7 separate regions of the Mus musculus genome follow, and regions 1, 2, 3, 4, 5 and 6 are each linked to region 7. Evidence: chromatin loops called from intact Hi-C (ENCODE). Cell type or tissue: heart. All regions are shown on one strand. Region 1 has its middle 110 kb from the start of Gm31804. Region 2 has its middle 47 kb from the start of Oxsm. Region 3 overlaps Top2b (topoisomerase (DNA) II beta). Region 4 holds the start of Il3ra (interleukin 3 receptor, alpha chain). Region 5 holds the start of Slc4a7 (solute carrier family 4, sodium bicarbonate cotransporter, member 7). Region 6 overlaps Slc4a7 (solute carrier family 4, sodium bicarbonate cotransporter, member 7). Region 7 overlaps Nek10 (NIMA (never in mitosis gene a)- related kinase 10).

Evidence for each region. Hi-C counts contacts between places; a loop is a spot of excess contacts. Peaks named below come from ENCODE experiments on the same cell type or tissue, not always from the same donor. Only the 100,000 strongest peaks of a DNase experiment are listed, where the experiment ranks them.
Region 1: a loop joins it to region 7, with 4 times the contacts of the local background. A loop is called at or near these places in 3 of 42 quality-filtered maps.
Region 2: it touches region 7 in a loop (9-fold over the local background); 15 of 42 quality-filtered maps call a loop at or near these places.
Region 3: a loop joins it to region 7, with 5 times the contacts of the local background. A loop is called at or near these places in 7 of 42 quality-filtered maps.
Region 4: a loop joins it to region 7, with 5 times the contacts of the local background. A loop is called at or near these places in 4 of 42 quality-filtered maps.
Region 5: a loop joins it to region 7, with 3 times the contacts of the local background. A loop is called at or near these places in 10 of 42 quality-filtered maps.
Region 6: a loop joins it to region 7, with 12 times the contacts of the local background. A loop is called at or near these places in 10 of 42 quality-filtered maps.

The regions. Positions count from the first base shown.
Region 1 is chr14:15,879,043-15,883,042 of GRCm38, reverse strand. No RefSeq gene overlaps it. Among named protein-coding and RNA genes, the nearest start is that of Gm31804, 110 kb to the right of the region's middle. In heart, a CTCF peak has its summit at 1,590 (motif pointing right); no DNase peak of the experiment used is centred here.
Region 2 is chr14:16,194,630-16,198,629 of GRCm38, reverse strand. No RefSeq gene overlaps it. Among named protein-coding and RNA genes, the nearest start is that of Oxsm, 47 kb to the left of the region's middle. In heart, a CTCF peak has its summit at 1,928 (motif pointing right); no DNase peak of the experiment used is centred here.
Region 3 is chr14:16,378,808-16,382,807 of GRCm38, reverse strand. All of the region lies in intron 1 of Top2b (topoisomerase (DNA) II beta), which reads right to left. Among named protein-coding and RNA genes, the nearest start is that of Top2b, 16 kb to the right of the region's middle. In heart, a CTCF peak has its summit at 2,413; no DNase peak of the experiment used is centred here.
Region 4 is chr14:14,343,329-14,347,328 of GRCm38, reverse strand. Il3ra (interleukin 3 receptor, alpha chain) reads right to left here and starts at 834. Exons shown (of 12, transcript NM_008369.1): 1 at 817-834; 2 at 141-319. The coding sequence starts at 198. In heart, a CTCF peak has its summit at 1,749 (motif pointing left); DNase peaks (open chromatin) are centred at 58, 428, 1,138 and 1,658; H3K4me3 peaks cover 2,127 bases; H3K27ac peaks cover 1,947 bases.
Region 5 is chr14:14,701,219-14,705,218 of GRCm38, reverse strand. It overlaps Slc4a7 (solute carrier family 4, sodium bicarbonate cotransporter, member 7), which reads right to left and starts at 2,194. Exons shown (of 26, transcript NM_001360504.1): 1 at 1,939-2,194. The coding sequence starts at 1,986. In heart, CTCF peaks have their summits at 1,686 and 2,334; a DNase peak (open chromatin) is centred at 2,368; H3K4me3 peaks cover 2,505 bases; H3K27ac peaks cover 1,651 bases.
Region 6 is chr14:14,712,641-14,716,640 of GRCm38, reverse strand. All of the region lies in intron 1 of Slc4a7 (solute carrier family 4, sodium bicarbonate cotransporter, member 7), which reads right to left. Among named protein-coding and RNA genes, the nearest start is that of Slc4a7, 12 kb to the right of the region's middle. In heart, a CTCF peak has its summit at 2,319 (motif pointing left); no DNase peak of the experiment used is centred here.
Region 7 is chr14:14,861,880-14,865,879 of GRCm38, reverse strand. It overlaps Nek10 (NIMA (never in mitosis gene a)- related kinase 10), which reads right to left. Exons shown (of 35, transcript NM_001195229.1): 19 at 2,379-2,424; 20 at 366-487; 21 at 145-247. Among named protein-coding and RNA genes, the nearest start is that of Nek10, 43 kb to the right of the region's middle. In heart, a CTCF peak has its summit at 1,961 (motif pointing left); a DNase peak (open chromatin) is centred at 1,889; H3K27ac peaks cover 402 bases.

The sequences.
Region 1 (4,000 bases), 1.0 Mb before region 7:
CAGCAGATGCAAAAACAACGATTGTTTTCAGATGATAAAGACTGACCTAGAAACAATATAGCAGTGTCTACTGACACAGCCATGTGTTGCATAGGCCTAGTTGGTAAATGGCAGCAAAATCTGACTGGCATGCCCCATTTTAGGGAGTCAAAGAGATATGAAACTGGCTTTGGGTCATTACTGGTAGGAGGTAGAGCTAGGATTGTGAGCACACAGACCTGAAACCTTCAGTGTGCTGTGTGCAGACCATAGATGGAGGCAAGGCTCTCTTTAATACACTGAAGAGGGCCTGCAAACTTGTGCAGTGAAGAACCAACAGAAAATGACAGTAATAAATGCAGATGCCTCCCATGCAGAGCAACCTCCCTCTGTGTCACTTGAAGTCATCCTTAGGTTTGCAAATGAATGACTATTTTGTCATTCAGAGATGTATGTCCTTACTGTTACTAGAGGACCCAAGAGCCTACTCCTAAGAGCCACCAGAATCTTGAGGTCAGTGACCCAGATGCAGATCATGCTCTGTCCCTGCAGATTGGTGTTGCCTCAAACAGAAGTCATTGTTTTTAAGGTACTGTGGAAAACAACCTGAAATTTATGAACACTGACAGACTCACTTCATTTTTGTATAATTCATGCATTTGGTGCACCAAATCACCAGAGGCAGAAGTTTCCAAACAGAGCTAGGACTGATGAAATTAGACAGTCTACATAGAATGGGTCGGGAGTATGGCCTGGGAAGGGACACCTCAGCTTATACACATTACTGGGTATGAATACATTTTCTTGGGCACAGACTGCTCATTAGCTATGTAAGACTGAAATGACCCTCCATTGCCAGGGTAACATGGTACTGTTCTCCCTCTCCTGTTCCTAGCCTGGTTCTGGTGGTCATCATATCTCAGTCTGTGACCCTTAGATCATTGGCTGTGGGCAGCAGAAAATAAGAAGTGCCTGTTTTTGAGCTGGGAGGGCTGTTCTAAATCCAAATTTACCAGAGGGGATCTTCAGAAAGGGCAGAAGGAAAGTCAAGGTATTCAAATAGAGGCAGGCAGGGCGAAGATTAGTGTTGCTATTTGAATGCATAAACCTCTTCATGTTTAATAAGTACTCATATATCTGGCAAAACAGAATTTAAATAAAACAGCTGTAAGCAGAATCCTCTGTGAGCTGCTGGTATCCTGGAGGCAGCACTGGAATCTAGCTTTGCTTTCCCCCTGGGTGCCTGCCTTCTCCAGGCACAGTCTGCTGATTTGCACTGTTATAGCCAGTTTCTTTGACCACCCAATCAATAGTATCATCTTGAGGTTTTAGATACCCTTCTGTACCCCAACATTAATCTAAGTTTTATGGGTAGGATTAGCCTATTCTTGTTTCCATATTTCATTAGACCCACTCTCTCAGTGTTTCACTGCTGGGTGGCCCCTGAGTTCTGCTGTGTTGGGAGTGGACATGTGCTCCAAGGTGGTACAAAGGAACTCCACAGTGGGAATCCATTTCCTTTAGAATTTTGAGAGATGTTTTGTCCTGTCTGGTTGGCTGAGTCAATGGGAGGGTAGACTTGTAGTGGTGAATGCTTTGCCACCACTAGGAGGAGCCATCATGCAGCAGAGCAGAGTCCAACTGAAGAGAAACTGAGTTCTGATGACAGCACTATCTCACTCTAGGTGAAGGAGCTTGAAACTCACATCTCGAAACTTCTTACATGCTGTCCATTTATGTGCTGGACAATCTTTCACTTTCCATATCACTTTGATTTAGGCCAAAGTTTGACTAGTGAAATCCTGGTGGGTGTGTTCTTCCTCTTTTCTGGATATTGTGCCTAAGTTTTCACACTATCTGGGATTCTTCTGTCGGAATTTGTTGATATTGAGGGTGTCCCTGTATCTTCTTTTCTGTTTCTTCAGACCAGCATTCAACTAAGGATAGTTTCTGTATGCCAGGAGGCATCTGGAGAGGTGAGGTGACTTTTTAGTTGTTATAACTGGGAATCTGTGAGCATCAGCCAGGGCTGCTGTAGCCACCCTCCACCATGCAGCACAGCTGGCAATGACAAAGAGCCACTCAGAAAGATTCAGTGGTGACACTCCTGAGCAAATGCCCAGGATTTTAAAATCATCTTGCTTCCTAGGCACGAATAGTTTTTAGTATTCATTAATTTATCATGAGGACTGTCCTGAACATTGCAAGCATGCCTAGAGAGCAGCAGAGACAAGTTCTTGTTGCCAGGAAACACAGAGGTGCATTTCACTCTAGAGATCTGGGTAGGTACTCTGTACCTCACTTAATCCCCCTGGAATTCACATGCACCCAGAGCCTCTGAACACTTGGGAGTTCAGGATGCACCATCTTAAACTTTGTCCATTGACGTGGTCCAAGGCTGGTGACACAGGTCATCTCAGGTAGAGGCCTCAGCACACTGATGCTCCTTTTGTCATGACAGGGACTCTGGACTGTACCTTTTCTTCTTTGTGTTCCTGGAGCTCCTTCTCTGGAGAAACTGCCAACTGTAATTGTCTTTTTGGCTCCCAGAGGTAATGAATAGCAGGTGCTGGTATGCGTGGAGGGGTACTTTTTACCAGGACAGGGTATGTGGATTTGAATACCAGGTCTGGAGTATTTGTGATACACACATTCTGAAGACTGTTTTCTAACGTCTGTTTGGGTCCCTCTCGAGGTTTTCATTTGGCACTGTGCTAGGAGTAGACCAGAAGGCAGAAATTGCTGTCCACATTGTTTCTGCATTAGTGAGACAGGTGCAGGTTAGGCTGCTCTAGAATATGGTGTGGCTGCTATTTGGAAAACCTACATGTATGCTTTTGGCCTGCAACTGCTAACTCTGACAAGCATCCTTATGGGGCTACCATGGCTAAAGAGAGAAGCCCAACCCTCACAAGGGCTTACACAGAAATGTGTAGTCCTTACTGGTTCTAACTATGATAACCCTAAAGTTTACTATGACAAAGACTCAATCCAGCTTCGAAGATTTTTTTTTAAATAATAATGTAAAGCAAAGACTCCCTGGGGTCAGTCAGGCTGCTAAAAAGGAGCAGCTGTGGAAGTTGAAGCGACCAAGGTGTGGAGGCTGCAGTCTAATAAAGGCATGAGAGTGTTGTGGTAAATATTAACTGAGGTTTCCACCCCACCTTAGATCACTTAGTCCCCAAATAATGACACAAACCATTTATATTTATAATAATTTGCCTTAAAGCATTCGCCTTAAAGCACCAGACTTGGGCAGATATCAATCCTCTATGCTATTTTGTCTACTTCCCTGTCAATAACCCTGAGATAAAACTTGCCATGTTCTGCCTGGGCCACTGCTACTCCAACAGGCTAGCCACATGGTCATGTGATCTACCTACCCCATGGTGTCTTCTTCTTTACTATTCTTCTCTTCCATATGGTATCTGCCTGTGACCCCAAGTCCAGAAACCAAAGCCTTGCATACCTAGGCCACAAAACTGCTCACGACGATAGATCGTCACGATGACGATCTATCATCAGCTACAAGTTGTAGGTATCTTTATTCAACCAGTAGTTTTAAAGAAAGGAACAAGGCTTGCACAACAAAAGTTGACATACATGAGAATTTGTATTTTGAAGCAACTAGACCTGGGGGAACAGAATTTAGCATTATAATACATAGCAACAGAACCAAAACTCAACAGGAGAGAGAGCTAATGTCTTCTGAGCAGTGGGTTCATAATTGAAGGGCAGCATCCCTGAATTTCTTGATCTATCATCGTGAGCAGATCTGTGGCCTGGAAAAGCAGAAGGAGTTTAGGTCACGATGGTTTCTGTAGATGTGACAGTGGTGGGGAACCTTTCTCAGTCCTGCTAGAAGCGGAATTGGGACATGCCTCAATGCTTGAGTCTTTTATGAACTCCAAGGGCTTCCCGTAGAAATGCTGTCTCTGTCCTTTTCTTCCTTTTCACTCTGTGCTGGTGTTCAGAGCCCAGTTTTCTTCATATAGACACACATGGCAATGGCTAAATTGTA
Region 2 (4,000 bases), 1.3 Mb before region 7:
CTGAGTAACCATTGCAATGTTAAATTCATAGCAACTACATATACTTATACTGGATCTGCATAATTATGGGCCAGCATGGATGGAGGAGTGGCTCAGAATAGGGGGTGAGGTAACCATCATGACAACTCTTTCCTGTTTATAGATTCAGTGAGGAGAGGCTCATTACATTAAGTTGTGGACCCACTGGTGACCCTCTTGGGCATCATGGAGAGTTCTAATCCAATAGTCACACAGATGGCCCTAGTAAAACTAAACGGGTTATGAAACAAACCCAAAAGTCATGAATTTGGGTAAGGGACTAGTGGAGTGGGTGGAGTGGAAACTTCTGTATCCAAAGGTCTAGGCCTATGAGTGAATTCTCATATTCATAAGCTTTTGTTGTATAAACCCTGTTCACGGATTTAAAACTATTGGTTGAATAATGGTCAGTGAAAGCCAATTGCTGGAGAGATTAGAGGCAGGTGGGATTGGTTAGGAGTGGAGAAGACAGAGGAAAAAGAAGAGAGACCAGCAGAAGAAGGAGGAAGAATAATAAGAGAAAAGAGAGCTGTCATGAGAAGAGATTGACCATGAGAACATGGCCAGGAGAAACAGCAAGTATCTGAAGTATACTGCTGGGGAGGTAGCTGGGACAGCAGTTAGAAAAGTAGACTAGGAGTTATCCCAGTAATTGTTAAAGTTAAATAAAACAACCACAGTCTGAGTTTCATTCATTTGTAAGCTAGTTGGAGATAAGTTTTAAAAAGTTGTACTACATTCATGCTTAAGGGGCATGAGCCAGGCAAAGAAAGACAAACTGTTTGATCACACAGAAATGCAGAATATAGAAAATGAGAGAGGGGGAAGGGTGAGAGAGAGATGGAGGGAGGGAAGGAGTGAAGAAGAAGAAGAGGGAGAGGGAAAGAGGGAGAGAGAGAGAGAAAGAGGGAGAGGAGGAAGAGGAAGAAGAGGGTTGTAGAGTGGAGAGATTTATCAAGGTCCAAAGCTTGTTATAAGTGTGTTCCTGAACACGTATGTGCTGCACAGTTAACAGAGGTAACAACAGCACATGGTGTTCTTAAGAGTGTTAGCCTTTTAAATTATAATTTGTTATTTATATGTTTCTGTGTGGGTTTATGTGTGTCAATCAAGAAGTGGGTGCCAGATCGCAGTTGTGAAGTGGCCAACCTGAGAATTAGAAACTGAACTTGCGGGGCTAGAGAGATGGCTCAGTGGTTAAGAGCACTGATGGCTTTTCCTGAGGTTCTGAATTCAGTTCCCAGTAACTATAATATGGTGGCTCGTAACCATCTTTAATACGATTTGATGCCCTCTTCTGGTATGTCTGAAGACATCTACAGTGTACTCATATACGTAAGATAAATGAATAAATCTTAGAAAGGAAGAAAGAAAGAAAGAAAGAAAGAAAGAGAAAAAGAAAGAAAGAAAGAAAGAAAGAAAGAAAGAAAGAAAGAAAGAAAGAAAGAAAGAAAGAAACTGAACCTGGATTCTTTGTAAAAGCAGCAAATACTCTTCTTAACTGCTGAGCTGTCTCTCCAGCTCCAGAACTGTCAATTTTAAGGTTTATTGTCATATACAAGGGTCTCTATGAGAGATATTAGCATATGGATATGCTAACTACCTTGATTGCAGTAATCATTTCATAATATATACAGTGGTCAAAATGTTATGCTGTAAAGTTTAGATACACGCACTTTTAAATTCGTAAATAATATTGGCGGCACATGCTTTTAATTCCAGCAATTGGGAGGTAGAGGCAGGTGGATCTCAGTGTTGGTGACCAGTCTGCTCCACAGAGAGAGTTCCAGGCCAGCCAGGACCACATAGAAAAACCCTATCTTGAAAACAAAACAAAACAAAACAAAAAATCTTATGAACACTAAAGTAAAATAAATCCAAACGGCCACATGATGGAGCCAAAGCCTTGATGGTTAATAGGCCTTTCACTTAAACTGAACTAGTTTATTTTTAAAAATGTTTGAGTAAATGTTTCTTTGTCACGTTTTCAACATAACACTTTGTTTCTAACAATGTTTTTATGTCACAAGGTAGACCTGATTTGTCCTTATTCTTTCAAACTTGAAAAACTGTAATTTTTAAACCCCGTGTAGCATAGGCGTGGTGTGGTGCAAAAGGCACAATCATGTTTACTTATTAAGGACAAGACCAGCAGAATCCATGAAAAATGGAAATTCCATTCCTCAAAAAATTTCCCTATGGTGTCTCTCCAGCAAGAGACATTCACAAGTAGAAAGCTACTTGTGCCCTGCTTGAACAACACCCTCTATGTTTGCTGATACAGCTACTGAAAAGAGCCAATGAAAACCTGAAGACTCACTGGCTAAACTCTTTCATTTTACTCTCCAAATGAAACTGAGTTCTGGAGAAAAGCAGGACATGGATTGCAAGTTAGTGGGTACTAGAGATGTAATGTTTTGCTTTGCAGTTCTTGTAGACTTTAGCACGGACACTTGTTCAACAAATGTTCTCTAGTTTTTACTAGGCTTAGGACTGTGAATGCAGGTCTGGGAAATGAATTTTAAAGCAAAAACTGCCACCTTCTGGAACTGCAAATGCCACCAGCACTCACGGGTATCAGGGGCACAGAGCACAAAAACTCATGTGCTATGGAGGTCGAGAGTCATGAGTGTCGTTAGTTTTAAGAAGCATATTGTTTGTTTTAGAATATTTTGACTTTCCTTAAACATTATCCTTTTCTATAAGAAGAAATAAAGGGGAAGCAATATGTTTTCATTCTGGAGTTTTTTATATCAGCCCTCTAAGTTGGAGATCTGATTTTGGTAACCTTCAGTATTGGAGTGTTGATAAAAGATGGCATATAGAAAGGAAGTCAGATGCAGAGCCATTCCTCCGAGCTTTCAGTGACAGTGAAGATACTGGTAGGAGGAATCACTGTTGCAGAATGTTTGCTGACTCAGCTGGTGTAAGAGCTGGAAATCTGTGCTGGCTGGTCTTAAGTCAACTGACAAACAGGTTAGTGTTATCTCAAAGGAGAGAACCTTTACTGAGAAAATGCTTCCACAAGACAAAGCTGTAAGGCATTTTCTTAATTAGCTATTGATGGGGGTGGGTCCAGCCCATTGTGGGTAGTGCCATACTGAGGTGGTGGTCCTGTGTTCTATCTAAAGAAAGCAATCCAGTAAACAGCACCCCTTCATGGCCTCTTCATCAGCTCCTGCCTTGATTGAGCTTCTATCCTGACTCCCTTCAATGATGAGCACTGATGTTGATGTGTAAGCCAGATAATTCCTTTTCTCCCCAACTTGGTTTTATGTTATGGTTTTTCAGTGCAGCAACAGAAACCCTAAGACAAAACCTATAGCCATGCTCATGAGTGATGTGCTTAATTAACAAAATAGAGAAGAAAAAGCTTGAATTTTGGGTCTCAGATAAGATTAAAGTTGTATAATATGGTACTCAGGTCTAGAGGACAGAATTGGCTGAGGCCTAATGTGATAACTCAGTATGCAAACAGAATATCATAAAGAGCGAAGTAGCAAGGGGCCAGAGCAAGGGCTCACTGGAGAAAGGCACCTGAAACAAGAACATAAAATGGACTCCTACAAACAAAATGTCCTCTGATCACATACATGCTATGACATGCTTATGGGAACACACACACACACACACACACACACACACAAGTCACTCAACCAACCAACCAAATAATGAACTATTTTAAAGAGAGTAAGCAAAGAGGGAATATTAGTCTATTAAAAGTCCCAGGATATCTTTGCATACCCCTAAAGATAAATAGCAAAAGCTGTTCACTGGAGTTGGAAATTCATGGCACCACACGGCATCAGGCAAGATTAAATAGATGATCTGACTCTCTCACACAATGGAGTCTCCTCTCCTCTTCCCCCCCACCACATCATCGATAGTGTTCGGAAGTTGTTCCTTGTGAACAATGTGACATAGCTCATCTCTCTTATGTTTAAAATAAAATGTCGGCATCCCTTTCCTTTTTTGACAGACA
Region 3 (4,000 bases), 1.5 Mb before region 7:
AACTGAATGGCTCTGAGGGTCACACAAAATAGTCGATGTAGTTAATAAATACAATATGGCCAAGATTATCATGGTTAGAAAGTGCTCAGGTTGCTCATCTTAGTAGATCATGCCAGTTTCAGTTGAGGTTGACCTAATACTAAAGCATCTATAGATTCATTCCTCTGCCAGTTCCAATGATATAGAGCTAAGTAATGGTAACTATTTCTACAACATCTGAGAACCAAACCAAACTTCTAAGTCTAAAGACTCCCCCTTTTCTTCACAGCAACAGAGCATTTCCTTCTTAGATTAGTCAGCTTTGGGGAATGCTGACTAATATGGCATCTTATTAATAAAGGAAATTAGGATGGCCTATTTTCAGTTTCTTAATATAAACATAATATCATGTCATAAATTAAATCTTTAAAATGTCACTATATATGTTGCAAAATAAAAATCTATGCCTTTTGAGTAATCTAAACAAACATACCAAAATAGGACTTGTAACAGAAAAACCTTAGGGAATTCAAATATTAACTGTAATTTCTTAAGGTCATGAATTTATTTATATATATATATATAGGCACTTAATAATGTTTAAAATACTAATTTTACTGAATTTTGCTATAGTCATATTTTCTTTCATTTATATACTTATCTATTAATAGTGCTAATTCACTTAAAAATAGCTTTGTACAAAAGAAAATAATTCCATAAGGTTTCCATACTCTATTTCTGTCAAGAGTTTGATGATAAACTAAATGGCCAAAAAGATGAACTATTACAATGGTTTTTTTGTTTGTTTGTTTGTTTGGTTTTTGTTTTTTTTGGGGGGGGGTTGTTTTTTTGGTTTTTTTTTTTTTTTTTTTTTTGGTTTTTGAGACATGGTTTCTCTGTATAGCCCTGGCTGTCCTGGAACTCACTTTGTATACCAGGCTGACCTTGAACTCAGAAATCTGCCTGCCTCTGCCTCTGCCTCCCCAGTGTTAGAATTAAAGGCGTGCACTACCACGCCCGGCTTACGATGTTTATAGCAATAAACTATTTGTAAAATGCATACTGTGATGGGATTGTCAATCTAATGAAATGTAGAATAACCTAGAAGACAAAATTTGTGGATGTATCTGTGAGGATGTTTCAAGAACAGTTTAACAAAAATGGAAAAAAGCTACCCTGACTGTGAGCAGCTTATGTAAAGTAAATACACTAGGAGAAAACAAGGACATCACCAGCACTATGCTTCCTGAATGCACATGTAATATGATCAATCAGCTTGCAGTATGGCCTGGTCCCACAGTTAGAGCCACTCTCACACCTGTCTTCCCCTCTGAACTGCCCAGAGTTACCCCCATTTTGTCCTGGATTTAACTAACATCTCCCAACTGGGAACATTTTCATGTAGCTGCAGCTACCATTTTGGTGGTCCATTGTTTACAAGGTAATTATTGTCTGTTGTAATCAAATGAACTGGACCCTCCACTCTAATCTCTGTCCTCTTCAAGCTTTGTTCTCAGGTATTTTATCACAGCAAAGAGAGAAGTAATAACCTATACAGGTCCTCAGAATAGTTAGCACAAAGATCATAATCACTAAAATCATTCTCTAATTACTTTAAAATGTGAGACATATTAATTCAAAGGAAGGTAATTTTCTATCAATAACTTAGAAAGGCGTCTCAATGCATGTGACTATTGGCATAAAGGTTGCAAACCTATAACAAGCACATAGGGAAAAAAAACTTTCTCATCAAGTTTATAACTCTAAAACATACATCAAAATGAAAATATTTTCAATATTAAGTCAACCTGAAGTCAGTGTCTACATAATTTAGATTTTGAAATTTGCCTTAGGAGTTTTTGCTAAACTGCACTGATAACTGGAGATGGACAGCATCTCAAAACATTTTCAACAAGTTAACCACATTCCTGCACCTTCTTAACAAATGGTTGCCACCACCACCACCCTACCTTCTATCTACTCCCAAATGGATATAAGAGAAAAAGAGGTGAGAATCTAACCTATCAAGTTCAAAGAATTAAACCTTAAAAATCAGAACACATAGTTTAATGTCAACAAGACTGAAGTTTAGGAAACCCCAAACCCCCTTCCCTACTGAAACACAGACTAAACTGTAATAAATGAATCACTCGTCCTTGTAAGAAATCCAGAGACTGCTTAAGAGGTCCTGTCTCTTGAGTGAAAAATACAAAACCACATCCACGCCCAGGAGCCCTCTCTGCAAGGCAGGACGGGAGGAAATGCAACTTCTTTCCCAGAGTTTTCCCTTCAAAGGGAAAGTAGAAGTGCTACCACAGGGACTGTTTGCTGTCTTTCTTGAATCTAGCACTGGCAACAGTAGCTGAACTGAGAACAAAGGAAATCAAAATGATTTAGTCCAGCACCCAGAGTCTGTAGTTCTAAGGATAGACATTAGGTGGAGCTCTAGTACCATGGCTTATTACAGTGTGTGTGAGAGGACACAGTAGGGCAGAGGAGTTGCCCAGACTGTTCCCTAAATAAAGATACAGACAATGCTCTTCCATGAACAAGCCCAGAGACGCTACACCCCTAGAAATGGCTTGCAAAGTCTCGTGACTCTCTGAATGGACTAACTAGCTGCAGAAACCACCCAGACTAGAACCAGACTGTTAAGAAGAGCTAACCCTGAGAGAAAGCAACACAAATAAATAAAAGGGGAAGCACACACACACACACACACACACACACACACACACACACACACAAAACCTTCCAAGGGATAGACTTAAATCTCCATGGGCTGTGGGTGCTCCCATCTGTAATCCTAGAACTTGAGAAATTAAGGCAGAAGGACTGCTATAAATAAAGTTTAGACTAGGCTTAGAGAAGATGTTGAGGGGAGGGGAGAAGAGTGGAGGGAAAGGAGGGGAGGGGACAGGAGAAGACAGGAGAGAAAGAGAAAAGGAAAAAATAATGGTAACAAGAAGATAAAGGAAAGGGAGAGATGGAGGTAAGAAGCAGCTCAGGGAACTGTCCAGATACACAACAAAACCAGAAAATCAGCAAAATAGTAAACAAAATGAGATAAACAGAAAATAAATGAAAAGACTCAAACATTGTTACTAAAACTGAAGAATAACTTAAAATATATGAAGACTCAACTTGGCCAATCACAAGAAAAAATAGTAACTATGAAGAAAGAAATGACAATGACAAAGGAACCACCAAAGAAAGAATTAAGAAAAATTAAAAGAACTTGACTCACAGGCTATCATCAGTCAAACAGAATGTTACACAATGTCTAAAGGAGAAGATAAAAATAGGAAGAACTTTCCAAATATGAGGAGAGAAATTGACAAATTTAAGAAGTTCACAGTCAAGCAAGCACAAACCTAAGGAACCTGTACTAAGATACATAATCAAACTGCCAACGCCATGGATAAGCCATAGGCCCATCCAGGGGGCAATGAGTTCAATTCCCAATCTCATAAAAAAAAAAGTCACGAGGGAGAGAATCCTGACAGCAATACAAGAAAACAATTCTCATATACTAAGGAGTTCTATTAGTTTCCCATCAGTTACTGCACAGATACAGACTAAAACGTTTTTTGTAAACTATTTAAGAATCAAAGAAGAAATCATAAAATAACTTAGGAAATATATGGGGATAAATAAAAGCAAAAAAAAAAAAAAAAGACGTCAAAACTTACAGGATCAAGACAAAGTGGTACCACATTTAAATTTTTAAAATGAAGATGCTGAACCAATAGCATACATTAAGAAACTATGCATAGAACTAAATCTAAAATTAATAGACAGGAGTCTATTAAGATTCAAGTCCCTCAGCCTTACTGTTGCCTCCCTTACAGAAGTTCCTTTGGCATGAGAATAAATTGGAAAAGAGAATGCTTACTAAAAAAAAAAAAAAAAAAGAGTCATCAAATAATATACACTATATACAATTAATACACTGCCTAAAATTCCAGAGGAGAAAGATCAACCAAAGGCCAAGTAACTAGTCATGTAGAGTGTACACATG
Region 4 (4,000 bases), 520 kb after region 7:
ATTGGGTGACTGACAGGTGACACCATCCTTCGCCAGGGGGCTGGGCCTGAGTCTTGTGAGACACCCGGGGGTGGGGCCCCGACCGACAGGAAGTGGGGGGCGTGGCCCGAGCATAGGCCCTGCCCCATGAAGACACCTACCCAGATCTGAAGAGTGGGATGCCAGGAGCCCCAGGATGAGCCACAGGTTGGCGGCCATGATAGGAGGGCGGGGCTGGAGCCTCGGAGGCCTGGGGGCGGGGCCGGGGCGTGAGGGGCGGGGCCGGGGCGCAAGCGGACTCCACCTCCTGATCCCGACCCCTTCACGATGCTTCTGGTTCCTGTCATGGTCCATTGCGGTCATTCCCCTGCCTCAGCTGCTCACTCGCGGTTATCCCCCTGCCTCAGCTTCACTGTCCCCAGTGTCACATCGCGAGGCAGGGGTATGGGTATGCCCAGGAGTGAACAGCATGAGGCAGGAGCATGTCCATCAGTGCAGATGACAAGGCAGAGGGATGGCAGCGGTGACCGGAAGCAGAAACGGAGGCTGGAGGATGCTGGCAAGTGAGCGGAAGGAGGGACGGAGTCAGGGAGACGCCCGCGAGTAAACAGTGTGAGGCAGGGGGATGACCACGAGTTAGTTTCTGAGGCAGGGGGATAATCACGATGGACACAGAAAAGCAGAGAGGGAGGGAGCGACGGCTGGGGAATGCCTGTGAGTGAGGATCTGAGGCCAGGAATGATGGCAGTGAGCAGAAGGAAGGACGGAGGCAGGGGGATGACCGCCGAGGCCCCGCCCCCTGACCCCGCCCACCCCCGCCCACCCCGCGGACCGGACCTGAGTGGCGCCCACGGCGCTGGCGGCGTCCGTTCCTGTCCTCGGGGGTCTGGGGGTCGGAACTGCTTACAGGGCAGAGGACTGCGACCCTGCCCGTGACCCCAGAGGCCCCGCCCCGCCCCGACCGCGCCCATGGTCCCGAGATTGAGCAACTTCCTGAGATAGTGGGGGCGGGGCGGGGCCTCGGGAGTCACGCGGGAGGGATGGACGGAGCTGAGGCGGGAGGATGACCGCGATTGCGGGTGATGGGCGGCCACGGCCACGCCGGCCGCGTCATCGCGTTCGTTTATTAAAAAAAAAAAATGAAACTGGAAGTCGTTCCCGTCAGTCACGGGCGAGCGGGCGTGACGTCCTGCCGCAGACAGGAAGTCGCTCTCCTGTCATCCGTTGCAACTGTACTCGCAGTCATCCCCCTGCCTCAGCTCTTTCGTTACTCACGGGAATCCCCCTGCCTCACTCACACCCGCAGTCACTGACAGCTGCCATCATACCCCTGCTTTGTAGCGGTTGTTCACTACCTGCCATCCTCCTGCCTCAGCTCTGCCTCATGCCTGAAGGCATCCCATTGAGACCCACGGAACTTAACTTGTGAGCGGACCCTGCCCTGTCTTCATCCCCCCCCCCCCCCACACACTCTGTGAGAGCAGAGCTCACAGCGGACGTCACAGCTGTGCTTAGGAGGCCGCCCCACCCGGCCCACGCGCACAGAGCTTTGCACACCGCCCCCTCCATAGTGACCGCAGGGTCAGGATAGGCCGGGGATGCCTCACAGGCCGCCTTATTTCCGTTTCCGTTTTTGTTAATGCGGGGGCGCGCGCGCAGCGGAGACGCAGGGGGCGGGGCAGAGGCGCAGAATTTGTCCTGTGCTGCAGTGAAGCTGCTGTTGCCGCCATCCTGGCCACCGCGTCACGTGACCTTTCCTGATCCGAGTCCCGGGGTTGGTGCCCCCTGCAGGACGACGCGTGCGTCCGCTGAAAGTAGCCCTTTGCTGATCCTCACAGCTCTGCCTTAAAAATGAACCTGGGGTGGAGTGAGGTGGGGTGGGGTGGGGTGGGGTTGGGGGGAGGGGGAGAGGGAGAGGCTGGATGGACGAACGGTCGGTGGCTCAGCAGGTAAGACAGACGCTAAGACAGACGGGTACCAGCACAGTGGGGTCTTCATCCCCATGACAGCCTGGCCCTGTGGGGACGACTATGCCTGTGACAGCCTGGTTGTGTGGGAGGACCAGGACAGACTTTGGAGCTTCAGGCCAGAAGATGCATTCCGTGTTAACAGCTCTGTGGGATGTTAGATAATGATGAGAACAGTGCAGACGATGGAGGCCTGGCTTGTGAAATTTCAGAGGGAAAGTTAAAGACTCTTTTCAGGACCATTGTTACTCTTTTCAGGACCATTATGAAGATTCTGTGGTTCTGGTTAGCTGCGGCTGAAGAATCAGCTGTGATTAACAAGATACCAGAACTACTAAAGCAAAAATTTTGCATTACTGGGACTATTGATGCTGGTTAGCTGGAGCTAAGAAATTAGCAGTGATTAAGAAGAGACCAGCATCGTTGAGGTGACATCTTCTGGGAAGTGTTTTCTGAAAGCACAGAGGTTGTGTTCCAGAAATAGCCAAGGTTGTACCTCGTGCTGAACCTGGACTTAGTAATGTGTAAGAGTCACTCAGGTGGTACTGGTTTTGAAGGAATGAAGTGGTCACGCAAAGCAGCTGAGCCTTGGCACCATGAGAGGCCATGGAAGGCCATTGGTGAGGTGCAGCCTCAGTTGCAAAAGACGCCCCAGGACTGAAGAGATCATGCAGTGTTTTGGAGATTCTAGGACCATGAGATGACCACCAAGACCAGCAGCAGTGGAGTACAGGCGGCTGGAGCCTAGAAGGGCAAGGCTGAAGAAGTGACCTAAGCCCTTGGAGGAGCCCAGAAGATCGTGAGTTGGATCCCAGACACTGGACAATTGGAGATTAAATTTTGCTTTTGATTGTGACTGTGCCCTGGTATTTTTTGCTCTTGAAGGAAGTACTTTGGATTTTAAAAGATATTGTGTCTCAGTCGGGGTTTCTGTTCTGCACAAACATCATGACCAAGAAACAAGTTGGGGAGGAAAGCGTTTATTCAGCTTACACTTCCACATTACTGTTCATCACCAAGGAAGTCAGGACTGGAACTCTAGCAGGTCAGGAAGCAGAAAATGATGCAGAGGTCATGGAGGGATGTTCCTTACTGGCTTGTTTCCCCTGGCTTGCTCAGCCTGCTCTCTTATAGAACCAAGACTACCAGCCCAGAGATGGTCCCACCCACAAGGGGCCTTTCCCCCTTGATCACTAATTGAGAAAATGCCTTACAGTTGTATCTCATGGAGGCATTTCCTCAACTGAAGCTCTGTTCTCTGTGATAACTCCTGCTGTGTCAAGTTGACACAAAACCAGCCAGTAAATATTGTATATTTTAAAGGATTGAACTTTTAATATGTAAAGACTATGGGACTTTTAAAGTTGTTTAGATCTTGGGGATGACTAAGAAACTAAGGGATGGATCTTGGTTCCCGGATCCCTAAAGACTAGTCTGCTCAGGTGAGAGTGCAGACTACAGAAGCTACACAGCTTCTGGGACAGGCAGAAGTGACACAGCTTCTGGGGCAGACCCCATTTCAGGCTCCAGACATCCAATACCTTCCCTGCAAGAGGACAGGTGTCTGCCCTGCCTGGGAGGGCTTTGCCGGAGCACCTGGGAGAGCCATCTTGGTTCCCAGATCCCTCAGGGACTAGTCTATGCAGGTGAGAGTGCGGACTACAGAGCTACACACCTTCTGGGACAGGCCCTGTTTCAGGCCTTCATCTTCTGCCAGGAGGCAGGTCCGAATGCCAGATATCTGTGCACCTTCCCTGCAAGAGGAGAGCTTGCCTGCAGAGAGTACTCTGACCACTGAAACTCAGGAGAGAGCTAGTCTCCCAGGTCAGCTGACAGAGGCTAACAGAATCACAGGAGGAACAAGCTTCAACCAGAGACAACTATAACAACTAACTCCAGAGATTACCAGATGGCGAAAGGCAAACGTAAGAATCTTACTAACAGAAACCAAGACCACTCACCATCATCAGAACCCAGCACTCCCACCTCAGCCAGTCCTGGATACCCCAACACACCGGAAAAGCTAGACCCAGATTTAAAAGCATATCTCATGA
Region 5 (4,000 bases), 160 kb after region 7:
TGTGGCTAAAACAGAAGGATTGTAGCAAGGTTGAGGCCTGCTTGGGGACGATGTGGGTTCCTGTCTAGAAAGAAAGAAAGAAAGAAAGAAAGAAAGAAAGTAAGTTAGTTATAATTGACAAACATCACAGTATCTCATTTTTATGTTTTCACTTACCAAAGTAAAGTGAGCATGTTTCCACCTTCCAAAAAGCAGAACGCTCTCCACTATTTTAACCTATTGTCACTGCTGCTTCCAGACTAGAAGCAATTTTATTTCTGTATTATAATTTATTTTGTATTGCTGTTTTGCTTGCATGTATGTCTGTATGAAGGTGTATCTCCCCTGGAAGAGGAAGTACAAACAGTTGTAAGCTGCCAAGTGGGTGCTGGGAAATGAACCTGGGTCCTATGAAAGAGCAGCCAATGATCTTAACAACAGAGCCGTTTCTCCAGCCCCTTATTTCTATTATTACTTTCTGTAAGTTTATTATTGCCAAGTTTTATTCTCCCAAAGACTTAGGGTGTATGACCTTCCAAAATACTCTCCTATCATGGTACTAATACCAGAACTGAGTTCCTTGCCATCTGTTTGTCCCCTATCCTGTCCCTTATTGTAGACACACACCCACACCCCTCTGAATGAAGCTTCTATCGGAAAAAAGTGCTTCTACTCTGGACACTACAGAATAAGTTCTCAATAAGCTACTGCACAGAATGCATGCATGGATGGATGGATGGATGGATGGATGAATGGATGGATGGACGGATGAATGGCAATAGCCTTACTGTGTATGACGACTTCTGCCTAAATAGACTGTGATAGAGAATACAACATTTTTACCCAGGTTTATGAAAACTGATACTGTTTACTGTTCAGCTGAAAATGTGCAAATAAGGTTAAGAACAAGCAACAGTGTATTTGACAGATAGTCTTGGAGAAGGTCCTGAAGGTTCATTCAAAGGCCATAAAAAGAATCCTAAGGAGTTTCCAGTACTTCATCACTGTGACCCATCAAACCCATAACCACTACAGAACTTCACAGTCTTAAGACCGAAGTTTTCCTTTATATTTAAAGAGTTTATATTTGAATACTGTGAAGTAATGAATGATCACCGCCCACGGCCTCCACAATAACTTTTAAAGTAACGAGAGGAGGGAGCCTTAAGGAAAATTCTACCAAAAAAAAAAAAAAAAAAAAAAAAAAACCGGCAAAATGTCCTTTTCCTTGTTTTGAAAAGACTGGAAAATTCATCCCTGCAACCTTCCCTCCCATTTCACTGGTCAGAGTAAAAATTGGAAGTAGGAAAATTAGTACCACCACATCCTTTGAGTCAGAGACTCTGAAAGGAGAAAGCAGTTTCTTCTGTAGGGCACATACACGTTCCTGTTTCTAGAGAACGGGCCACTTGTGTGCCCCCCGCCCCCTCCCCCGTTTAAATGAGAGCCCAGTTTCTGCGCGTCCCAAGTCCGCCCTTACTCAGGCTGCTTGCACTGGGAAAGCGGGATCGGCTGGACTGGGGACGCGCGGCGCAGAGCACTGGGGTCTCTCTCGGTCCATTCTCTTTCTATGGAGCCCGGAGGAGGACACTGCACTCACGGTGCTTCTCCTGGGCCTGCGACCCAACACGCCACAGAGCGCCGGCCCCGACGGCCGGTCCCGACTCCGGCCACAGGCTGAAGGCGGCGGCGGCGGCAGGAACAGCAGCCTGGGCTGAAGGACGGCAGCGTCCACGCGGCGGGAGAACACGGCTCCCGGAGCCGCGCGTCTGAGAGCCGGGCACTGCGGCGGCGGACACGCGTCCTCGGGAGAGGCGTCCCCGAGGGCTCGAAGCCGGCCGTCCCCTGCGACCCCCGCCACACAAAGGCGACGGCGGCGCGCGGCCGCCAGCATAGGCCGCCGGCAGCCCCGCCGCGACGCCGCCTTTGTCTGCGGGCCTCGGCCTCCCCGCTCCTTACCCGCGTGAGTAGCGGTCTCATCTGCTCGCCGGCCCCGTCTGCCTCCATGGCCCGCCCCGGAGCTCTGAGAGGCCGCGACCGCAGCAGAGACGGGCACGCGGAGGGAGACCCTGTGCGGAGCGCTGGCCGCCGAGAGCTGGCCCCGGAGTGCGGCGACCGCTGCGAGCGCGGGACGTTCTCCGGGAGAGAGAGGCAACGGCGTGCCGCGAGGACTGAGACGGGCAGAGGACGCGGCGCGGAGGAGGCAGCGGCGCCCGGGCGGGGGCGGGGCGGGGGGCGGGGCTGGGGGGCGGGGGCGGGGGCGGGGGCGGGGCGCGCTCCGGCACGCCCCCCCCGGAGCACGCCCCCTGCCTGTTAGGCACCAGGTCCGGCGTCGAGCGACCGCCTCCAGTGGCTAAGGGGCTTGGAGGTAGGGCGGAGACAAAAGAAGACAGACATTCGTATCAGCCAATCAGCAGCTCGGAAGGGTCTGTCGCCTCCCCCGCCCCCCAGGTCAGTTTCCCGGAGGCCCCGCCCCTCTTTGTAAAGACTTAATTGACCGAGGCTGAGAGTGGAACTCGGTTTTTCGAATCGGAAGTTCTACAGACTTTCGAAGTGGAATGGGGTCATCACCCCATTCAGCTCCTCACCACGTGTTTTACAAGCAGGAGAGAAACAGGACGACGCCAGATTCATTCTCTGCCTCTGCAAGTTTCTCTCCTAGAGGTAACTCTATCGTGGACCCTGTAAAAGAGGGGATACATTTAGCAACTTGCCTAGTGCACTCCCTGCACTGGCCTAGTTCCACAACCTGTCCCACTCTTGGGTCGACCCTATAGGTAGGGTGCTTGTCTACTATCTACCTGGGTGTGGAGGTGATGGTCTCCATCACAAATGGACATTGAAGGATTAAATACATTTCTGTCCCTCTGTGAAGGTGTGTCACTTGTGGTGTGCTTATCACTATTGTTAACAGGTTGTTGATAAAGACAATAAAAGAGCCGGGCAGTGGTGCCGCACGCCTTTAATCCCAGCACTTGGGAGGCAGAGGCAGGAGGATTTCTGAGTTCTAGGCTAGCCTGGTCTACAGAGTGAGTTCCAGAACAGCCAGGGCTACACAGAGAAACCCTGTCTCAAGAAAAAAAAAAAAAAAAAGACAATAAAAGGTTGAGCTGAGAAAATCTAAATTCGATTATGAAAGGAAATACTTATCATCAGGTCAAGACTCATCCCTAACCCATTATCAATAAATAGCAAAGTGTACTGGGTACTGCTTTGGGTCCCAGACCCCTCCTGGCTTTGTTCTAAATTTCCCAGAGAGGTACAGGGCAGGCTCACACACGACTGTCCAAGAACAGGTGTGCTTCCATTAATAACAGCTACCATTTGAAAAGATCTAGAATTACAGACAGTGACATTTTGCAAATATGGCCCCTCTTTAATCCACACAATACTATAAAGTATATTTGTGTGTGATTTGACTGTGTCCCCTAAAAAACTGTATTGGAAACTTAATCCCCAATGCAATGGTGTTGGGTATTTAGGACACAAGGCCTTTAGGAGTTCATGAGCACATTATAAACCATGGGTCTGGAACTGCAAAGGTGTCCCTTGCTCTCTCACAAATGTCCATCAGACCTTCTGCTCTCAGATTCGGGTAGACAGGAAGAAGTCTCTCTCATGAAATGCAGTCCTCCCACCATCTTCAGAGCTGTGAGAATTTTTTTTTCTTTATAAATTACTCAGATTATATCATTCTATATAACCACACCAAATAGAGTAGGATAGTGTTATGTTCCCATTTTACAGATAAAAGAAGTGGAGACTTGTAGAAATAAGTAACTCGGGGTTCTACTATGTAGATTTCTTTTGTACCATTCTAATACCTCACTATAATTTTAAAAGATGTCAGTAAAGAAAGAGAAGTGAAGGGCTGGAGAGATGGCTCAGTGGTTAAGAGCACTGACTCCTCTTCTGAAGGTCCTGAGTTCAAATCCCAGCAACCACATGGTGGCTCACAACCATCCATATTGAGACCTGACGCCCCCTCCTGGTGTGTCTGAAGATAGCTACGGTGTACTTA
Region 6 (4,000 bases), 150 kb after region 7:
GCTCAATTCTGTTTAAGATACACTGAATCCTAAGACAGGAGTACATCTATGTAATCCTAACAATATGGAAGCTGAAGCAGGAGAACCATTGGTCATTAAAAGCACCAAAACAGTCAGGGCTATAAAGGGAAGATTCTGTCTCAAAACAACAAGAGAGGCCTATTTTGAGGCCTAGAAAATCATCTTGAAGGTAACTTAAATTAACACTGTTTTCTCTGCATTTACCTCAGTAAATATGGCACTCCTGTTTGGCTGCTTAGTAGAAATATGACTATTGTCCAATGATTTTCTATTATTTTATTCAAGTGCCAAATATAGTGGATTCAGCTGCCTAAGAATCTTAAGGCACCCTGCTTCTCCTTTTACTTTCTCTGATCATCACAGTTCAGGCCTCTATCTTCGCTGGCCTGGAAAATGTAATTTTCTAGTTGGCTTCCAACCTCCACAGAATTGTCTCTAGCATTCTCTTGAGGAGATAGTGCTGTCCCCAATTTACACCCACAGGTCTCAGACTGAATCTAAGCCAAAGGTCTACCTTACTTCCCTTCTCTACCATTGTCTGTGGTCTACTTTGCTATTTATTTACGTGTATGCGTGTTCTGCCTACATGTATGTCTGTGCACCACATGGTTGCAAGGGATTAACAGCTGCCACAGATGTGCTTAGAAGGGCACCTAGTGCTCTGAATACTGAGTCACCTCTGTGTACTTTTCCTTCCTGTTCAACTCAACCATTCTCAACTTACTAGACTTGAACATATTTTTTTCTATTTGAGTCTTGAAATACTGTATCTCTGCTCCTTGATAAATATATTAAATGAGTGAATAACAAAGTCTGATATTGAAAAAAATAATTCTATTTATTACTTCTTAGAAATGGGTACTTGTTTTATAGTTCCTATTAGTTTTCCAGATGAATAATATCACCTGCATTCACTTAAACCCCCCAAAGATTCTATGAAATTCCTCTATTATTATACTATTCTCCCCTGTTTTATTCTTCAAATATTCTCTCGATTCACTTAAACCTCCCAAAGATTCTATGAAATTCCTCTATTATTATACTATTCTCCCCTGTTTTATTCTTCAAATATTCTCTCGAGACAGAGCCTCACAATGTAGCCCAGACTGGCTACAAGCTGGCAATCTTCCTGCCTTAGTCCAGTTCACTTTCCTATTCTTTAACTTCTTCTGTTTACGCTCATAAAATTTGCTTTTGTGCTAACAAATATGTAAGAAGGGTCAAGAAATCACCCAGAGCCAAATCTTTGGTCTGATGACCTCTGAGTTGTTTTTCTTCACTTCTTATTTTCTGACACTATTAGTTCTGTTACTATCATTAGGGCCCCACACATGCTAAAAAAGAATAGTCCCAAGCTATAGCCCTGCCCTTGTTACTTTTTGTTATGAGATAGGGTCTCAGTAAGTTACCCAGAGCGCCCTGAACTCACTGTGGTGCCTATGGGGATTCAACTTGTAATGTTCTCTGGCCTCCCAAGTGGCTGGGATTACAGGTCTGTGCCACCTGGCCCAACCAAGAGGTATTTATATTTTTATATCGTTAGAGAATATAAAAAGAATACTGGGAACATGTTTAGGATCTCTGCGCTTTAAAGAATGTTAAGTAAAACATTTGCTAAAATTATTTATAAATGTACTTGCAATTTTAGTGTATGATCTGTTCAGCATGGAGACTGTTGACTACGAATTATCATTTGAACATGGGTTGTTGAAGTAAATGTCCAAAAGAAGCTGCAAAGAGTAGCTTTGAATGCAGGCAGCAAACATTTGCTCTAATTTTGTAAAGATGCCAGTTCGGCTGCATAATAATTTGACAATGCTTTAATCTGAATTCTTTATTACTATTTCATATTTGTTAATTCTTATCTCAGTAAGAAAACAGAAATTCTTCTCTTGTTTTTTCTAGCTATTAGCACCGTGTTTAAACTTCCCAGATTCTTTCTGAGAGCACAGAGTTGGGCTCCAAGAAATGATAAGCAAACACTAAAGGGCAATGAGGACAGGATCTCAGGGAGTAGCTACCTCTAACCTTCTTGTCTGACATGTATTTCTTTCTCAGGTCCCCCAGAAACCACTGTTTTCATTGGCTTCAGCTCCATTTTCTCACAACTGAGTCTCTACTCTGGATCCTTCTAAATAAGGTTAAGATTATAGATTTTAATTAAACAGATTAGTCAAATAACTGGATTGCAGTAGAATGCATAAAGCCAACAGGGTAATAATCATGCCTGTCTATAATCCAGCACTTAAGAAACTGCAGCAGGCAGGAGGATACATAAGCTGTGTTGGCTGCCTGGGGCCATCTGGTGGTGGTAAGACTGTGTGTGAAAACTGACTGTGAGTGTGTTACATGTGTTGTGCCACCTTTTAATTTTCTCATATTTTGAAAGAGTTTGTAAGAACTTGTGATGACTTCTCAAATTTCCTATTTTTTTAAATAAAACAGCTAAACAAAGTATTAAAGTTGAATGAGGGCTAAATTTACTCTGAATGAATCTTAAATTCCTAGGAAATTGGAGACCAAGTGCAAAAATATTCCCAAGAGAAACTATACCCTGCAGGTGCGTGTGCAAAACTACCCACGGCAGTTCCTCCTGGACAGACTGACAATTGGAGTAGAACATTCACTCTTCCTAAAAGGCCCCACTGAGGAACGCACCATGAGGCTAGGGGCCCAACTTCAGTCACAAAGAGAGTCCACAAACCCCAAATGACAAAACTAAAAGCAGATGAACTATATAAAAAAGTACTCTTACTAGAAATGTAAACAGTGATTTAATCTGGTGCTATATTTTCTTCCTGTTAGTCCTCAATAATTACACAGATAAACTAACAGTCATTTGAGATTATTTAAATGATCTACCTTTACTCCCTAAACCAATCTGGCTACCTCCCAGCCCCATCCCATGATATGTGCATATTATTATTATCACTGATCTGCCTCTGTGGGTTTCAGGTGTGTTTCCATGATCTCTCTCTGGACCTCTTCCTTATGGCTCCAAATCCTCCATCCTCCTCCATGATATAAATCTCCGTCTCTCCCCTATCTCCTTCCTCTGATTGGCAGATGTTCCACCCTATTCTGTATTCTGCCCACCCATTAGGTGATCTGCATTCATTGACAAGGCAGAGAATCAATGGTAAGAACTGTTGACACAAACTTGAGCCAGGAGATTGTTGTTGTAAGCATTACAATTAAGTGTCCCAATTGAAAAAAGATATGAGGGCAGAGAAACCATCATTTGAATAACACAAGGGTAAACTTTCCCCAGTGCACAAAAACATTATGCCTACAATGAGCACCAAAGGTTCCTACTATATAGTAATTCTAAAGTTGGAATAGAAATAGCACAATTACGGCATTTCCAGAAAAGTGCAAACAGCTGTTATCAAATATGAGCTTGGAAATCCTTGTCATTGGTCATGTACATAAAAATCTATGCTTTCCATCAAGCAAAAACCACACAAGGAATAGCAGACAAGTAAAATACATATTGTTTCCAAAAAACGAATAAACATATAAAACTGATGAAAACTGATTTGCATTTTTCTAGTGTTCAATACTTATAACCTACTTAAACCCTTACTTCAGGTTAAATGAAAAACAATACCCAAATGACCACATTGTGACGGTAGCATTAGGAAGGGCTAAGGAAGAAGTACTAAATTCCTGGACAGCCTGGACAATAAAGTAATTAAAACTCATCTCAAAACAAAAAATTAAGATGCCCTCAGATTATATTGGCACATGCTATCACCCCAGCAACTCAGAAAGGTTACTTGTAGGTTTAAGGCCAGCCTGGGCTACAAAACAAGTCAGTGTCTCAAGACAACAACAGAAAAAGACCTTTAGTGGGGTTTTGGTATTTCATAGTAAGGTGCTGTATTTTCATGAGCACACAAAATACATTAATGAAAAAAAAAAACTTCAAGAGATGGGGAAAAACGCATTTTTCCCAAATATTAACCTTAAAACCTTG
Region 7 (4,000 bases):
TCACTCCACTGGACAACTCAGAGAAAACATTTCCATCTATGCCAAAAGTTCTACTGACAAGCACCACCACTCTGAAATGGGGTGCATTTCTCAACTGACATTCAGAACTTCTTCAGTTAAAAAGTTGAAGACTTTTATACTTACTAACTGTCACTTTGTCCTTATCTCCCAGCATAATGTTGTTTGGCGTGAGATCTCTGTGAACAATCCTCTTCTCCTTGTGCAGATACCGAAGAGCTAAGCACAGCTTGAAACAAGAATGGAAGCAAATTTGATTCCTGCCATATACGTAACCAACAGTGTATCTCTAAGGTAGCTCAGAACTTTGTTGTATAAAGAAAATTTCAATGAAGGGTGTAGTGTACCTGTATAAATATTTTCCACAGTCGCTCTTCACTGAAATGGTGATGTTTTTCCTTCAAAGAATTAAAGTGCTCTCCAAGTGGGGCTCCTTCTATCAGCTCCATAACGATATACAACCTGTCATCTATGCAAAAGCAAAAAGGAGTCACAGAAATGTAAAGTCAGTATAAAGCCCTGGAAAACCTTCACAAATTAGAACCCGGGCTTTCCAAGGAGTGTTGGAGCACAAAACGGAAAACTTAGTGTCAGGATCCACTGAATGCTGGCAGAGCACAGAGCTGCCCTTGGGGCAGTCACAGCCTAGCAGCAACTTCCTCTGACTCCAGACTTTCTCCTCTCTGGCAAGCATAATCATTTTCTGCTTATACCATAGAATGCCTGAACCATGTCAAAGACAGTAAGCCAACTGTCTCAAGTCACGAGGCCTGCCTCTTAGTACCTCGGATCAAATAAGACGTTCAGAAAACCGCATTATAAATTGCATTTTGTATGGTGACATAGATTATGTCATACAAACTTACCCACGGATCACGCTATGATGTTGCAATAACACAGACTAAAGCACCTACCCATGACAGAGATTACTGCTAGGCCCCTCTCGAGTAGAGAGACCTGGACTCTGATTTTATGTTAGGGTTTACAAGGGTTTAGCACTGTTTGGGTTTTTGGTTTTCTTGTTGCTGTTTTTGTTCTCTGAATACACTCCTTTAAAGCCAATTTGAACTACTAATAATGATATGTGACATGTGTCTTTTCTGACTGTTGGACATACACAAAATACACACATACACAATCTGCCTGCAAAGGACAGACATCTCCCATCCTGCCCACTGGCTTCTCCACCAGTCTCACACTGCAGCATGAATGTAAGCACACTGTTCTTCCTGTTGCCTTTCACAGGATTGCAAAAATGAATAAACCATATAGCATCTCTCTTACGGACATTTATAGATTCCCAAGTTTCACCATTCCAAGAAATACATATTGCCTGCACTATGCTTAGCTGTTTGTTTTCATTTTCTCAAATTATAGTCTTCTTCATCATAGTTTATAACTTGGTAATATTATACATATTTTAAGTTTCCTTCAATTTATTTTGGAAGTCGTCAGGTTAAGTGTTTTGTTTTTGTAATGACTTGTACTTACTTCAGTCTAAGTCAGGAACTAAATCTGATAGCTTTAATTACAGGAATAATCCCGATATTAAGAACTAGCACGTAAGGAGGAAGGAGTCCATCTAAATCACTTAAAGAAGGGAAATGGGTAAAAACATAGCAATTGAGCTGCATACAGAACAGCTTCTGTTTAGTATTGAGACAGGGTCTCTCTATGCAGCCATGCCCAGCCTGAAACTCACTATGTAGATCAGGTTGTCCTCAAACACACACAGTCGGCCTCTGCCTCTCAAGTGCTGGGATTAAAGGACTGAGTCACCATGCCCGGCTAATACTTCAGGATTTTATGCTACAGATGGTTAAGTTCAATACTTCCTTCACTTGTAAACAAGCGACTGAGTTTGGCTTTGTTTGACTGTGCTCTCCATCCCACAAGCAGGAAACAAGCCAGCCAGCCTGCAGGCTCAGCCAGGACTCTGGCGCCACCTGGTGGCATCTACTGAAATTTGTGAGAAAAAAAAAAAAAAACCTTGAAGGCGGAGTCCAATCCATTTTATTAGGGGTGGAAAATGCCACTAGATGCTGCTGTGAGCTTGCAAAAAGAAAAATAAAACATCATGCTTTAGTTCTCTTTTCTCTTTTTCTTCTACAGTTCCTTTTCTGTACAATAATTTAATTATTTTTGTTTATTCACACTGTGCCTCTATATAATACAGATCAAAATATTTTAAGTATTCTCAGGTCATCAATTAAAAAATTATTTTACTGCTTAAGAAAGCAATGCCTAATAATAAAAGCCAGTAGAAAATAGCTGAATGGGTTTATTTTCTGCCAACATAATATAAATGTATATAAATAACAAACATATGTTTCCTTACTTAGAAAGCAATTCATACTTACTTTCCAAAAATGTTTTATAATAACGTACAACATTGGGATGATAAAGCTGTAAGAAAACAAATAGCAAACACTTATCAGACTCTTCAAAACACAAGCTTTTGTACACTGAAGTTTCATCTAAGACTGCCAGCTGCCATTTAAGGTTTTAAATGACTTTTTTAAGTTAATGAAAGAGACAGTGTCCTCCATGCCTTTGTGAACCAGGCTAGAAGATGCTGCACTTCCTAATGGGCAGTGGACAGGTTTAGGACTGATCAGTTCCTTAACGATTCCCTTAGCATGCTCTGCCCCAGGGTTGGGCCTCAGCTACACAGGGAGGGAGAAAGTTCTAAAAAAGAAAAATGGTGTAAAATGTCTCCAACTATTTATTTAGAATGTAGTTTCTAGGTAAAGTGTCTTGTTTCAGAGGAATTGCCATGATGTCTATAAATGGTTTGTGCCTCTGAGTGTCCCTCTGAGTGGGGCCCACGTAGCTGCTACTCACACCAACCCAGCGGTCTCAGGGTTATCAGCAGCAGAGTAGCCAGGATGTGGCTTCCCAGGCAGCAGTGACATTTGTCTGTCCCTCAGCCCTGGAAGTGTCCTTTCTGCTGCTTTTCCCACTTGGGATGGGAAGGTGTCACCAGCAGTTGCATGGAACAGGGAATAATGCCAACTTGTGCCATTCTCTAAGCCTGGTAGTTCGAAGCCTCTGTGCTGTGCTCATTGTCACCTCTTAGCAGACAGGGTCTCTCACTCCCGTACCTATGGCTTCTGTATTCCATGACATCCTTCTTTTTGGTTCAGGTGGCTCCCACAGGAGGGACAATCTTCAGTGACATCAAAATCTAAACTGTGGCACCCTGATTGGCCTCTTCTGGACCCTTTTTCTTAGGAAACGCACTTAAACAAATTAGCACCCAAATCAACTAGCAAGTGGGGACAGGATGAGTTTCTGAACGGATGGGATGGCTTCTTGCGATCTAATCCATTAGTGGTGACTTTTGTTGTAACTTAGTGATGTCAAACTATAGGTTTCAATGAATAAAGACCATGTTTGTGACACCAAGCAAACATGACTGCAGGGCGCAGTGAGGCTGGCAGCTTCCTAGAACTTAGAAACAGAAATGCACAAACAAGGAGAGCTGGGAAAGGAACCAGCATCTTCTCGGATTACAGAAAGAATTCCCATTTCTCGCCTGCGCTCCGTTTTCCTCCAATACTCCTTCATAATGACAGCTAATTGAGCGATTATGTCACATATTCATGATAATAAAAATAACCCAGAAGACAGTGGGGCCCACCCCTAATCTCAGCACTTAGGACAGGGAGCCAGGAAAGGGGGGGGCGGGTCCTGAAGGTCAGTCTGTACTACAGAGCAGGGCTAAGACCAGCCTAGACTACACAAGCCTGCTCTAGAAAGGGGAAATGAAACAAAACCTACATTTTAGATTTAATAAGCCAGACTTGAGGGGTGTCAACAGGTTGGCTTTAGCTGACTGAAGTTGGAGGGTGGTCTTTCTCAAATTCCCAGCACTCCATTAAGGGTGTCTTTCTCCTGTTCCTATGCAGTAACTCAGTAGCTAAGCATACATGGTGTGTTCTGGTTTGTAAGCTCAACTGTTTTGCATCCAAGGCCCTGC